2 separate regions of the Homo sapiens genome follow, and region 2 is linked to region 1. Evidence: chromatin contacts called from ENCODE Hi-C or POLR2A ChIA-PET data. All regions are on one chromosome and are shown on one strand. The core of a region is the stretch at or near the end of the contact, and the rest is flanking DNA. Distances in the headings are between cores, read along the strand shown. Region 1 overlaps ALDH5A1 (aldehyde dehydrogenase 5 family member A1). Region 2 holds the start of DCDC2 (doublecortin domain containing 2).

Region 1 (6,496 bases), core at 1,226-3,725:
ATCCTCTGGTGTCCAAAATTTCCTTTACTGGTTCAACAACTACAGGAAAGGTATGTGACTCAAGTTTCAAAGAAAACAAATGTCTTTCTAATATTTTATCTTGATAGGTTATAAAAATACTATTTCATCCTGATCACCAATTTTGGAAAGATTTCCAGCAGAGTGTTAAAAGCTCTGTCGCAGGCCAAGCACGGCGGCTCATGCCTGTAATTCCAGCACTTTGGGATGCTGAGGTGGGCAGATCACTTGAGGCCAGGAGTTCGAGACCAGCCTGGCCAACATGATGAAACCCCCTCACAGAAAATACAACAATTAACCAGGCATGGTGGTGCACACCCGTAATCCCAGGTACCCAGGTGACTGAGGCATGAGAATCACTTGAACCCGGGAGGCGAAGGTTGCAGTGAGCCAAGATTGTGCCACTGCACTCCAGACTGGGTGACAGAGCAGACTCTGTTTCAAAAAAAAGGTCTGTTGGTTGAATAAAGTAATATCTGACCATCCTCTGGGGATATTTTGGACAGTTCTTTGTGGCACGACATAGGTTCCTGCTTGACAAAACCAAAGAAATTGGGGCAGCGAGGGTCCCATTATTTTTGCATTATTTGTTGTATATGAAGTGGGTGAAAGTTCTCCACTGTATTTTTTTCAATTCTGGAATGCATCTTTCTTTCAATAATCTAGAGTTAGAGATTCCAGAAACACACAATTAATGTTGAAATGGATGTTTTTGAATTGAACAAAAATGTGTTTAGTCTAAAAGTACTTAGAGAAATGGAAAGGTCTTTTTCTTTGAGTTTTTTTTCCCTTAAATGATGAAATGTTCTTTGCTAAAAACTTAATGTGTATGCCTGTAAGTAGATGTTTATTTATCCTTTTAAATGTCCAAAAGAGGGCCGGGCGCGGTGGCTCACACCTGTAATCCCAACACTTTGGGAGGCCGAGGCAGGCGGATCACAAGGTCAGGAGATCAAGACCATCCTGGCTAACACGGTGAAACCCCAACTCTACTAAAAATACAAAAAATTAGCTGGGCGTGGTGGCGGGCGCCTGTAGTCCCACCTACTTAGGAGGCTGAGGCAGGAGAATGGTGTGAACCCAGGAGGCGGAGCTTGCAGTGAGGTGAGCCGAGATCACACCACTGCACTCCAGCCTGGGCGACAGAGTGAGACTCTGTCTCAAAAAAAAAAAAAAAAAAATTAAAAATTAAAAAAAATAAATAATAAAAAAATGTCCAAAAGAGAAAAAATCAAGGTGGAACAAAATTTTTGTTTATGGTGTTTCTCTTCAGATGGTGTGCTTTTTTCTACTAGTTTATATCTAGATATACACATATATGTATCTGTACTCACATTGTTCATGTCCATAAACACATAACAGATAAAATATATAAATCTGCCCAGGCGTGGTGGCTCACACCTGTAATCCTCACACTTTGAGAGGCCAAGGCAGGAGGATCACTTGAGCCCAACCTAGACAACCTGGTGAAACCCTGTCTCTACAAAAAAAAAAATTAGCTGGGCTTAGTGGCACACACATGTAGTCCCAGCTACTTGGGAGGGTGAGGTGAGAGGATCACCTGAGCCTGGGAGGTTGAGGCTGCAGTGAGTTGTGATCATGTCACTGCACTCTAGCCTGGGCAATAGGTGTGAGACCCTGCCTCAAAAAATAATAAAAATAAAAAAGTCTAATTTCAAAGATTTTGTGCATCTATGGTCATTTTAGAAACCATGAGAAGCAGGAGGGAATAATTTAACTTTTTTTTTTTGAGACAGTTGCCCTGTTGCCCAGGCTGGAGTGCAGTGGCGTGATCTTGGCTAACTGTAACCTCTGCTTCCTGGGTTCAAGTGATTCTCGTGCTCAGATTCTTGAGTAGCTAGGATTACAGGCATGTGCCACTACGCCTGGCTAATTTTTGTATTTTCTGTAGAGATGGGGTTTCGCCATGTTGGCCAGGCTGATCCGGAACTCCTGGCCTCAAGTGATCCTCCCTCCTTGGCCTCCCAAAGTGCTGGGATTATAGGTGTGAGCCAGCGTGCCCAGCTGGAATAATGTACTTTTAATGTCTCCCAACCATAATCACTTTTGTCATGCTATAAACTCATACTCAGGGAGTAGTGCTGTGGAATCCTACCATTCATTCATAATAGAAATAGGAATTTTTAGATCCATAAACTGCTATGCCCCTGATCAGTGGGTCTTACAATGCAAACTTATCCGCAGAAAGATTCAAATGTTACTACGAAGTAGTTAGAAAGAAAGAGGGAAGCCTGGGAGAAAGCGTTGTAAATCCTTCTCATTCAAGCCAGAGAAATTTCCAGGATACTGGGCGAAGGGCAGCAACTCAGTTTTCTCAGCAAACTATCCTCATCTAACAGGGCTCCAGGAAAATATCAGCCATGACCCTGCCAAGTCCAGCTTTGCTCCTCTTGACCCAGGACAGTGATGCACCTCTAGTGACTGAACAGGAAATGTGACAAGTATAGCTGAAGGGATAACTGATGCATAACTAAGCAAGCACCTCTGCTGAGCTGGTCTTCAGAGATTAGGGGCTGAGCTTCTGGTCCTGGGGTGGAGAACCTTGCCTCATAACTGAGGCATACACAGCGAGCCTGTTCTAGGCATGCCTGCCCTGCCCTTGCCACTTTCTAGGGGGGCCACCCCTCCCAGGACCCCGCTGAGAGGACAGCAGCCATGTTGTAAAGCATATGATACCTCATCTCTTCCTCTGTTCAGAAAACTGAATCATGAGTGGTCATTGACTTGAGCGAAACAGAAATTGTGGGCTGGCCAGTGACCTAGGACAAGTAGCCTGGCATAGAAGGGTGGGCTAGGTCAGGGCCTTTTCCTCTAGGAATTCCCCTCTCCTTCACTAGAGAAGAGAGAGAGCTGTTTTGCTTTCTGTTTCTTTCTCTTTCTTTTGCCTATTAAACTTCTGCTCCTAAACTCAAAAAAAGAAAAAGAAAGAAAGGTAGGCTGGGCCAATCACATGCTGTCTTTGGAAGCTGAGGCCCTGAGGAGGTCAGCCCATGGGAACTGGAGCTGGGAAAAGATTCATTAAGACATGACAGGAGTTTACACTATACCCAGTGGCCAGGGCAAGCCGCCTTCCTGGAGAAGCAGAGACTGAGTGGGGAGAGGACACTGTCAGAGGACACAGAGCCAGTGCAGGTGGAGGGACAGACACCAGAGACAGGACCTGTGCTCAAGGCCAGGTGGAGGCAAAATGGAGTGACCCAACAGTGAGAATCATTTTTGCACTGAAGCAAATCCAGGAAAAGTCAATGACGTTTCTTAAAAATTTTTAAATAAAAACATAAAAAAAGTTTAAATAGTTATGTTGCGTCCGATAAAGAAATATGTTTAGTCTTAAAACTTGAACTACTTTGTTGAACAGTAATGTTTCAGAGAAGATTGTTACTACCATTTGATTGCTGGAATATTAACATACAGACACATACACAGTACCCACACAGGCCTAGCTTTCCAGCCATTCTGTGTTTTTACCAAGAACCGTGTCACAAAACTCATGACCTCAGAATGTACAACACTTGGGGGGCAATCCTAGAGCCACCTTGGGCTTGCGAACACCGTCTGTTTCACTCGAACTATCTCAAGTGTGGTCCCATCTTTCCTGCAGCCATGACTAGACAAAGACCTACTATCCTTAATAAAGCATTTAAACATCCCTAAGCAGCTTCTTAGGCTATGAAATCTCTTACTGGATATTTAAACTATAATAGCTATAGGTACCAAAAGCCTTATGATTATACATTGAGCTAGCAATTCTACATGTTCATCCTGACAGAATCATCACAGTGTTTTTGTCTTTTGTTTTGTTTTGTTTTTGAGATGGAGTCTCGCTCTGTAGCCCAGGCTGGAGTGCAGTGGCGCGATCCACAGCGTTTTTTTAATGGCAAGGATGGAAACAACCTAAATGTCCAACAGATGGGGCCTGAATAAATAAATTACAGAAGAGCCATGCAGTGGAATACTATGCAAGCATCTAAAGGAATGTTCTAGGCCGGGCACAGTGGCTCACACCTGTAATCCCAGCACTTTGGGAGGCTGAGGCAGACAGATCACTTGAGGTCAGGAGTTCAAGACCAGCCTGGCCAACATGACGAAACCCCATCTCTACTAAAAATACAAAAATTAGCCAGGTGTGGTGGCACATGTCTGTAATGCCAGCTACTCAAGAGGCTGAGGCTGAAGAATTGCTTGAACCCAGAAGGTGGAGGTTGCAGTAACTGGAGATTGCGCCACTGCACTACAGCCTGGGCAACAGAGCGAGACTCCATCTCAATAATAATAATAAATAAAGTTCTAGAAACATATGTGCTGACACAAGAGGATCTTCACATTAGAGTGTTACATTAAAGGAGCAAGATATAAAGGGTTATGAAAATTTTAAGATAGACGTCCCAAATATGTGATTCATTGGGAAGATAAAGCAGGTTACGAAACGGTATAATTATATAATTATACCATCCTGTTTTTTTTTTTTTAAATGTACATGTACCTGAATCTGCATGGCTACATTCTAAATGGATGTACTTTAAAATGTTATCAGTGTAAGCTGTGGGTTGTGGGATTCTAGGTGATTTTATTTTCTTATCTCTATGATTTTTAAGCCCATCATATAATTGTTTTGAATAGATAAACACTTACTTATATGGTTGAAAAATTAAGACAGTATTAATGTTTACCATGACAAGTCTCACCCTACCCCAACCCTGACTCACTCCCTCTTTCTATAAATAATGACTTTTAGTGTCTTGTCATCCCAGTGTTTATTTTACTAATTTATTTATTTATTTAATTTTTGAAATGGAGTCTCCCTATGCTGCCCAGGCTGGTCTGGAACCCCTGGCCTCAAGTAATCCTCCCACTTCAGCCTCTTAAGGTGCTGGGACTACAGGTGCACACTACCACACCCAGCCTCTTCCCAATGTTTCTTTATCAAATACAAGCAAATGTAAATATATATTCTTATTTCTCCGTTTTCTTATGCAAAGTTATCCCATGTACACCACTGTGCACCTTGCTTTTTTCACCATTTGGTAATTTTTTTAAACAAAGGCTTAACAATCCTGGTAATGGATTTCTGTGCTCACAGCTTTCTCTCCTCTGCTCACAGATCCTGTTGCACCACGCAGCAAACTCTGTGAAAAGGGTCTCTATGGAGCTGGGCGGCCTTGCTCCATTTATAGTATTTGACAGTGCCAACGTGGACCAGGCTGTAGCAGGGGCCATGGCATCTAAATTTAGGAACACTGGACAGGTGAGTCCTGGAGAGTATTTCAGGATGTGTGTTTGCGTGTGCATGTGTGAGTGTGTGTATGTGTGTGTGTGTGATATGTGTGCATGTGAGTGTGTGTGTGTGTGCGTGTGTGTGTGTTACAAAGATCCCACCACCTCTACTGCCTTATATCCCATAAGGAAACTTTTGGGTTCCTTCCATTATTCATTCTTTATTCATTGACTCTTTCAGCAAATATTTAGTATATGCCTTACTTTTTATTACCAGGGTTATACTAGGCTCAGAGGGGCCCCCCCAAAATAAGGTACAGTCCCTGGCTTCAAATAATTTTCTGAACAGCAGATGTCCTTTAGTCAAATTGTTCTCTGTTTTCTTCTTTCCCCTATCCTTTTAATCTGGTTATTTTTATAGTTTTCTTTCATTGATCTTTTTTCTACTGAACGGATATAATCTCCTCAGACACAGAACAGCCTTGAACAATTGGGGTCTCTGAGGCCAAGGGAAAGAAAGTAAGAAAATGTTGAGGAGGGTGGTGGCTGGAATAACTCAAAACCCTGTTGCCTGCTATGACCCAGTGGGGCCTCGCTGTCCCGAGATGGAGGGAGCCTCAGAGGTGCCCTCTACAGGGCACAGGCCCACGCCAGCAGTGTTTTAGAGGAGCATCCAGGCTGTCCTGGGAGACCAGAGGCCTGAGCTCATGTCTTCCTAGGAAATCCTGGAATATTTGATCTGTCAGGGACCTTCACAGTTATCAGCTCTACAAACGTTGCATTTTAGAGATGAGGAAATGAAACTCTAGAAAGAAAAAGTGACTTAGAGATCAGACGTCTTTGGGCCACAGTGTCAAATCTGCTGAGGAGCTGGGACTCTGAGCCAAGGCTCCTGTCTTCCAGTTCTATCCAAGCTGCTGCCAGGGTCCTGCCTTCTTAAATATTCTTAAGCATTCATCTTAAAAGTACCATCAATATGTAATTTTAAATGCATTCTAGAAACAGAGTAAATATCCCTGAAAGGTTATATTGTGAAAAAACTGAAATGTGTGATATTCTCTATCAAATAATTTTCATCCTTGCCTTGGCCTTTGGTAATTAAGTTTTTCCCTTCCACATAACCTAAATAAGCTTGGTTTTGTCTGAAATAAGTATATTTTCCTTCATAAATACAAAATGTCAATATATGTTACCATCAATTACACTGTAAGGCTACAACTTGGGGACAGGTATGGTGGCTCAG
Region 2 (5,911 bases), core at 399-2,898, 160 kb before region 1:
GGAAACTGGGAGGTACAAATGTTTTGGCGGGAGGGGTGGAAATGAACTACAATTAGTTGGTGGTGATGGTTGCACAACTCTGAATACACTGAAAGCCAATGAAATGGTTGGACTTCATGCCATGAGAAATCTATCTCAATAAAGCTGTAAAAAAAAAATGGAATGTAAAATTCTACCTGTCCTATAATGACCACCCCAACCAACTCTCAACTCACAATTCCCACATAACTTTATTTTTCTATGCACATATCCCTTTGTAGCTTGCATTAAAATTGTTAGTGTGCAGGTAGTCCAGTTAGACTGAAAGCTCCTAAAGACAAGGAATCATGCCTTGCTCATCTTTGTTCCCTGAACTGACGGTTTCTTAATTCACTGAACACTCACTATGAGTGAGCTCAAGAGCTGGGAATAAGGACCCCTGCCCTTGAAGGTCTAATCACGTTGCTGGAGACAGACAGTCGACAAATACAGTCAGCCAGTAAACTCTTCCTGCATTATGCTAACAGCATAAACATGCAGGGGGTGGGAGCAGGGTCACAAAAGTGAGTGTTGTCAATTCTACTTGGAATGAAAGGTTGAAATAATTTAAACAGTACGGGAAATGCAGAGCAATTTTCTCCTCTGGTGACAATATAGTGTCCAACACTTGGAAGTGATTTTTAAGAATGTTTATTTAAATTAAAAGGATGGATTTCCAAGGAAAAAAAATAAGGAAAAGGAAAGAAAAAACTGAACAGAAAACGCAAAAGTATCAGTTTGGTCACTAACCTTTGCAAGGATACCTTTTTATTTTCTTTAAGATTCCTGTTGTTTATACACAGATTTTAAGTTTACTCCTACTGCTGACCCAAGTGAAATTCCTTCTCCAGTCACAGTGTCAACCTCTACCCCCCAACTGCAACGAGAGTTTTGAGGGGCATCAATCACACCGAGAAGTCACAGCCCCTCAACCACTGAGGTGTGGGGGGGTAGGGATCTGCATTTCTTCATATCAACCCCACACTATAGGGCACCTAAATGGGTGGGCGGTGGGGGAGACCGACTCACTTGAGTTTCTTGAAGGCTTCCTGGCCTCCAGCCACGTAATTGCCCCCGCTCTGGATCTGGTCTAGCTTCCGGATTCGGTGGCCAGTCCGCGGGGTGTAGATGTTCCTGACGGCCCCAAAGGGTGCCTGAACGCCGCCGGTCACCTCCTTCAGGAAGACTTCGAAGCTGGACACCTTCTTCTCATGGATGACGACGCGGCGCCCCGCGTAGAAGGGGTCCCCGTTGCGGTACACAAGCACGCTCTTCACGACGGGCTGAGACAGGTGGCTGGACCTGGCGCTGCTGCCGCTCATCTTCCCCGCTGGCCGCCGCCTCAGCTCGCTGCTTCGCGTCGGGAGGCACCTCCGCTGTCCCAGCGGCCTCACCGCACCCAGGGCGCGGGATCGCCTCCTGAAACGAACGAGAAACTGACGAATCCACAGGTGAAAGAGAAGTAACGGCCGTGCGCCTAGGCGTCCACCCAGAGGAGACACTAGGAGCTTGCAGGACTCGGAGTAGACGCTCAAGTTTTTCACCGTGGCGTGCACAGCCAATCAGGACCCGCAGTGCGCGCACCACACCAGGTTCACCTGCTACGGGCAGAATCAAGGTGGACAGCTTCTGAGCAGGAGCCGGAAACGCGCGGGGCCTTCAAACAGGCACGCCTAGTGAGGGCAGGAGAGAGGAGGACGCACACACACACACACACACAAATATGGTGAAACCCAATTTCTTACATCATATCTGTGCTACCCTTTCCAAACAGCCTAATTTTTCTTTTCTCTCTTCTTGCACCTTTACCCCTCAATCTCCTGCTTGCTCCCAAATTAAAGCAATTAAGTTCCTGGATGTAGTTGCCCAGGTTTTTCTTTGCTGGAAGATAAATGTGCAAAGCCAGATGCGGTGGCTTACGCCTGCAAATTCCAGTACTTTGAGGGGCCCAGGCGGGAGGGCTGCCTAAGACCAGGAGTTCTAGACCAGCCTGGGAAACACAGGGAAAGCCCCCGTCTCTATAACGCGCCTGTGATCCCCTGAGGCAAGGAGTTTGAGACCAGCCTGACCCGGTCTCTACAATTAAAAAAAAAAAAAAAAAAAAAAAGTAGGTGGGCAGGGTATTCGCCTGTGGACCCAGCTATCTCGGAGGCTGAGGCGGGAGGATTGTTTGAGCCCAGGAGGTCGAGGCTGCAGTAACCTATGATTTTGCCACTGCACTCCAGCCTGGGCGACACAGCAAGACCCTGTCTTAGAAAATAAAATATATATTTTTTTTATATATATATTTTATATATTTTATTTTATATATATTTTATTTATTTATTTATATATTATATATTTTTATATATAATATATAAAATATATATTTTATATATTATATATAAATATATATATTATATTTATATATATATTTATATATTATATATAATATATATAATATATATGTATTATATATATTTATATATATAATATATTATATATTATATATATTATATATTATATATTTTATATATTATATATTATATATTATATATTATATATTTTATACATTATATATTATATATTATATATTTTATATATTATATATTTTATATTTTATATTTTATATATATTATATATTTTATATATCATATATATTATATATCATATATTTTTATATATTATATATTTTATATATTATATATTATATATATTATATATTTTATATATATTATATATTTTATATATTTTATATATTTTATATATATTTTATATATTTTATATATTATATATATTTTATATATTATATATTTTATATATTTTATATATTTTATATATTATATATAATATATATTTTATATTTTATATATATTATATATTTTATATTTTTTATATATATTATATATTTTATATTTTTATATATATTATATATTATATATATTTTATGTATATTATATATTATATATATTTTATATATTATATATTATATATATTTTATATATTATATATTATATATATTTATATATACTATATAGTATATATATTTATATATACTATATAATATATATTTTATATATAATATATTATATATATTTTATATATTATATATATTTTATATATATTTTTTATATATTTTATATATATTATATATTTTTATATATATATTTTATATATATTATATATATTCAGAGAGAGAAAGAGAGAATCCGGGTACCGTGACTCATGCCTGTAACCCCAGCACTTTGGGAAACTGAGGCAGGAGGCTCACTTGAGCCCGGGAGTTTGAGACCAACCTGAGCAGCACAGCAAGACCCCATCCCGGAAGGAGGGAGGGAAGGAAGGAAGGGAAAAATAACATTTAAGTGAATGAATGAATGAATGAGAAACAGAGCGAAGACTCGCGTGTCTAGGACCCCTAACCCCCTCCCCGATGATCAGCGCCGCCTGGCGGCGAAGCTCGGGTGCGCATCACGTGAAGACAGCAGGCAGCGCGCAAGCGGGGCCCTGGTTGGGGAGGCGGGCCCAGGAGGTGCCCTCCGCCGTAGTACCTACCGACACTCGCGTGCTGGAGAGGGGAGGGGAGCTCGGGCGCCGGCCGCGCGGGGGCGGGGCGGTGCGGCTCGGGTGGCACAGTGGTGAACTCTGCGGCGGCTGCGCGCCGCTCACGCTGTTCCTCCAGCTGCTGTTACCTCTGCGGGCCTCTCTCACCCAAGGGGAACGGAGTTGTTATTTCCCGCTGTTTCCATAGCAACCGCAGCCTCGCGCGGGGAGCGAGTCAGTGAACCAGGCCTGGCTTGCGCCTGGCTCCTTGGGATATGCTGGCTGCGTGGGGCAGAGGCGGAAGAACAGGGGTTTGGAGGAAGAGGGAGAAACAGGTGACATGATCATGCGCTCATTCATCATGCGCTCATTCAGTAAATGGACGCCTGCTGTGTGCAAGGCCCTGTGCTAGTTGGGGCCACGGCGGTGAAAAGGAAAACCTACAAAATTTTGAGTGCCTACCCTGTGCCAAGCTTTACGCCAGGGAAAGGATTTTTTCACTGCCGCAAGAAGGCTAAATGTCTGACTGGCTGTCCAAGAGCCCACATCTGTGCTATTTGTGTAGATTGTTAGCTCTGTCTGAGGAATAACAGGGAGAGGAGTTGTGAGAATAGTAACAGCCCCAGTAAAGAGTCGCTTTGTCCAGTCCAGTCTGGGACATACATATTGTGGCACCAGGAAAATGTTTAAAGAGTTGAAATTTTGCAGCTCATCTCTGCCAGTGTTTCCTTCATTCCTCCTAAGACTTTTCTACCATGTGTCATGTCCAAATTACTGGGTGTTCCTAACTCATCATGTACGAATAAAAAGAACTGCCATTAATTGAACACTATAACCATGGACCAGGCATTATGTAAGGCACTTTATGTAGATTATCTAATATTCACAATAACCTTCAGAGGTAAATATTATTCTTTCCTCAGATGAGGAAACTGAAGGGTAGAGAAATCAAAGACATTTACCTCAGGTCACACACACAGGAATTCAAACCCATTCTAAGGATTAGAAAACGAAAGAGAGAGAGAGAGTTCAAACCCAGTTCTGTCTTATTCCACAAGCTCCATAACCAGTCATATCACTGTGAAAGATGAATGTGTGGGACATTGCAATCTGGAGAGAAACTTTTTTTTTCCTTCGAGATTTCTGTTCTGAAGAAATATTTTTATTAAAGCCATGTAATACATTAATGCTTTGAAAGTTAACAGTTTTCAAACGCAGGAACAAAAAACCAAATACCCGCATGTTCTCACATATAAGTAGGAGTTAAATGAGGAGAACTCACGGACACAAAGAAGGGAACAACAGATACTGGGGCCTACTTGAGGGTGGAGCGTGGGAGGAGGGAGAGGAGCAGAAAAAATAACTGTTGAGTATCAGGCTTAGTACCTGGGTGATGAAATAATCTGTACAACAAACCTCCGTGACACGAGTTACCTATATAACAAATCTGCACATGTACCCCTGAACCTAAAATGAAAGTTAAAAAAAAAAAAAGTTAACAAATTTCAAAAGAAGGCCAAAGAGAACAATACAGGGAGGAAATAGACAAGGGAAATTTTGTGAGCTGCTTGTGGAGAATGCACAGGTTGAGGGATGGATGGGGAAAATACCTGTGAAAATGTGCTACCACATAGGTGAGTAAGACAGAATACTTGTTATGTGGAAATGGAAGGCAATCAATTAAGTAGCCCCCTCCCCAAACAACCTAAAATTCCCTATCATCTATATTAGCCCAGTGTAAAATGAAAATGTGGCCTCTTATTCAAAAATTAAGAATTTTATGTTAGCAACAGCAGAGCATTAAACCAATCATGGGGTCCTTCTTGATGTGGGGACCCTGACGCCAGCCCATGAAGCTGCCCGCATCAAGTCTATGCCTCCCACTGCGGTATCTCCAACCCGGATGTGTCTCCTGAGCTTAGATTCATTTATCCAGATGTCTCTTGGATATGATGTGGTGATAAGTGTTTAACTGCTGGCTTTTAGGAGGGAAGAGAAGGCCTTAATTCATAGCATTTGCCAATCTCTGTAGTTTACTCCAAATATGGCCAATTTCCAGATGCCAGTCTAACATCACTGAAGCCATGAAATGTGCAGTAGCAAGTCATTGTATGGTATTTCCACCATGCAGGCACAGCAGACTTGTGTAACTTTAAGAGCACAGATAGTAGTAAAATGTAGATGGAGATGAGTTTTGAGTATTTATTATCTTTGTTTTCAATGTAATTTATTTAATTGTATATTTATACAATTATTTTTTATTTAATTGCATATTTATACAATTTTTATTTAATTGTATATTTATACAATTATTTTTTATTTAATTGTATGTTTATACAATTATTTTTTATTTAATTGTATGTTGATACAA

The links. A loop is a pair of places that touch in the nucleus more often than their neighbours do. ChIA-PET counts read pairs that join two places held with the same protein, here RNA polymerase II (POLR2A). Pooled maps may share reads with other maps.
Region 2: a loop to region 1 is called in a pooled map, with 5 times the contacts of the local background. The contact joins the promoter of DCDC2 here to the enhancer-like site in region 1. A Hi-C loop is called at or near these places in 2 of 37 single-sample maps with no recorded cell type and 4 of 50 pooled maps. POLR2A ChIA-PET finds 5 or more read pairs at or near these places in 3 of 52 experiments (A673, HCT116 and activated naive CD4-positive, alpha-beta T cell).

What each region holds. Positions count from the first base shown.
Region 1 is chr6:24,515,261-24,521,756 of GRCh38, forward strand. It overlaps ALDH5A1 (aldehyde dehydrogenase 5 family member A1), which reads left to right. Exons shown (of 10, transcript NM_001080.3): 5 at 1-50; 6 at 5,141-5,284. Among named protein-coding and RNA genes, the nearest start is that of ALDH5A1, 24 kb to the left of the region's middle. RefSeq lists enhancers at 2,217-2,266, 2,777-2,976 and a silencer at 5,775-5,824. Within about 2 kb of position 2,476, at least 3 of the 41 ENCODE cell types and tissues checked have a DNase peak (open chromatin) inside an H3K27ac peak, as active enhancers do.
Region 2 is chr6:24,356,411-24,362,321 of GRCh38, forward strand. DCDC2 (doublecortin domain containing 2) reads right to left here and starts at 1,649. Exons shown (of 10, transcript NM_016356.5): 1 at 1,048-1,649. The coding sequence starts at 1,340. KAAG1 (kidney associated DCDC2 antisense RNA 1) reads left to right here and starts at 493. Exons shown (of 1, transcript NR_174942.1): 1 at 493-1,875. RefSeq lists enhancers at 3,374-3,962, 3,796-3,885 and a silencer at 3,506-3,655.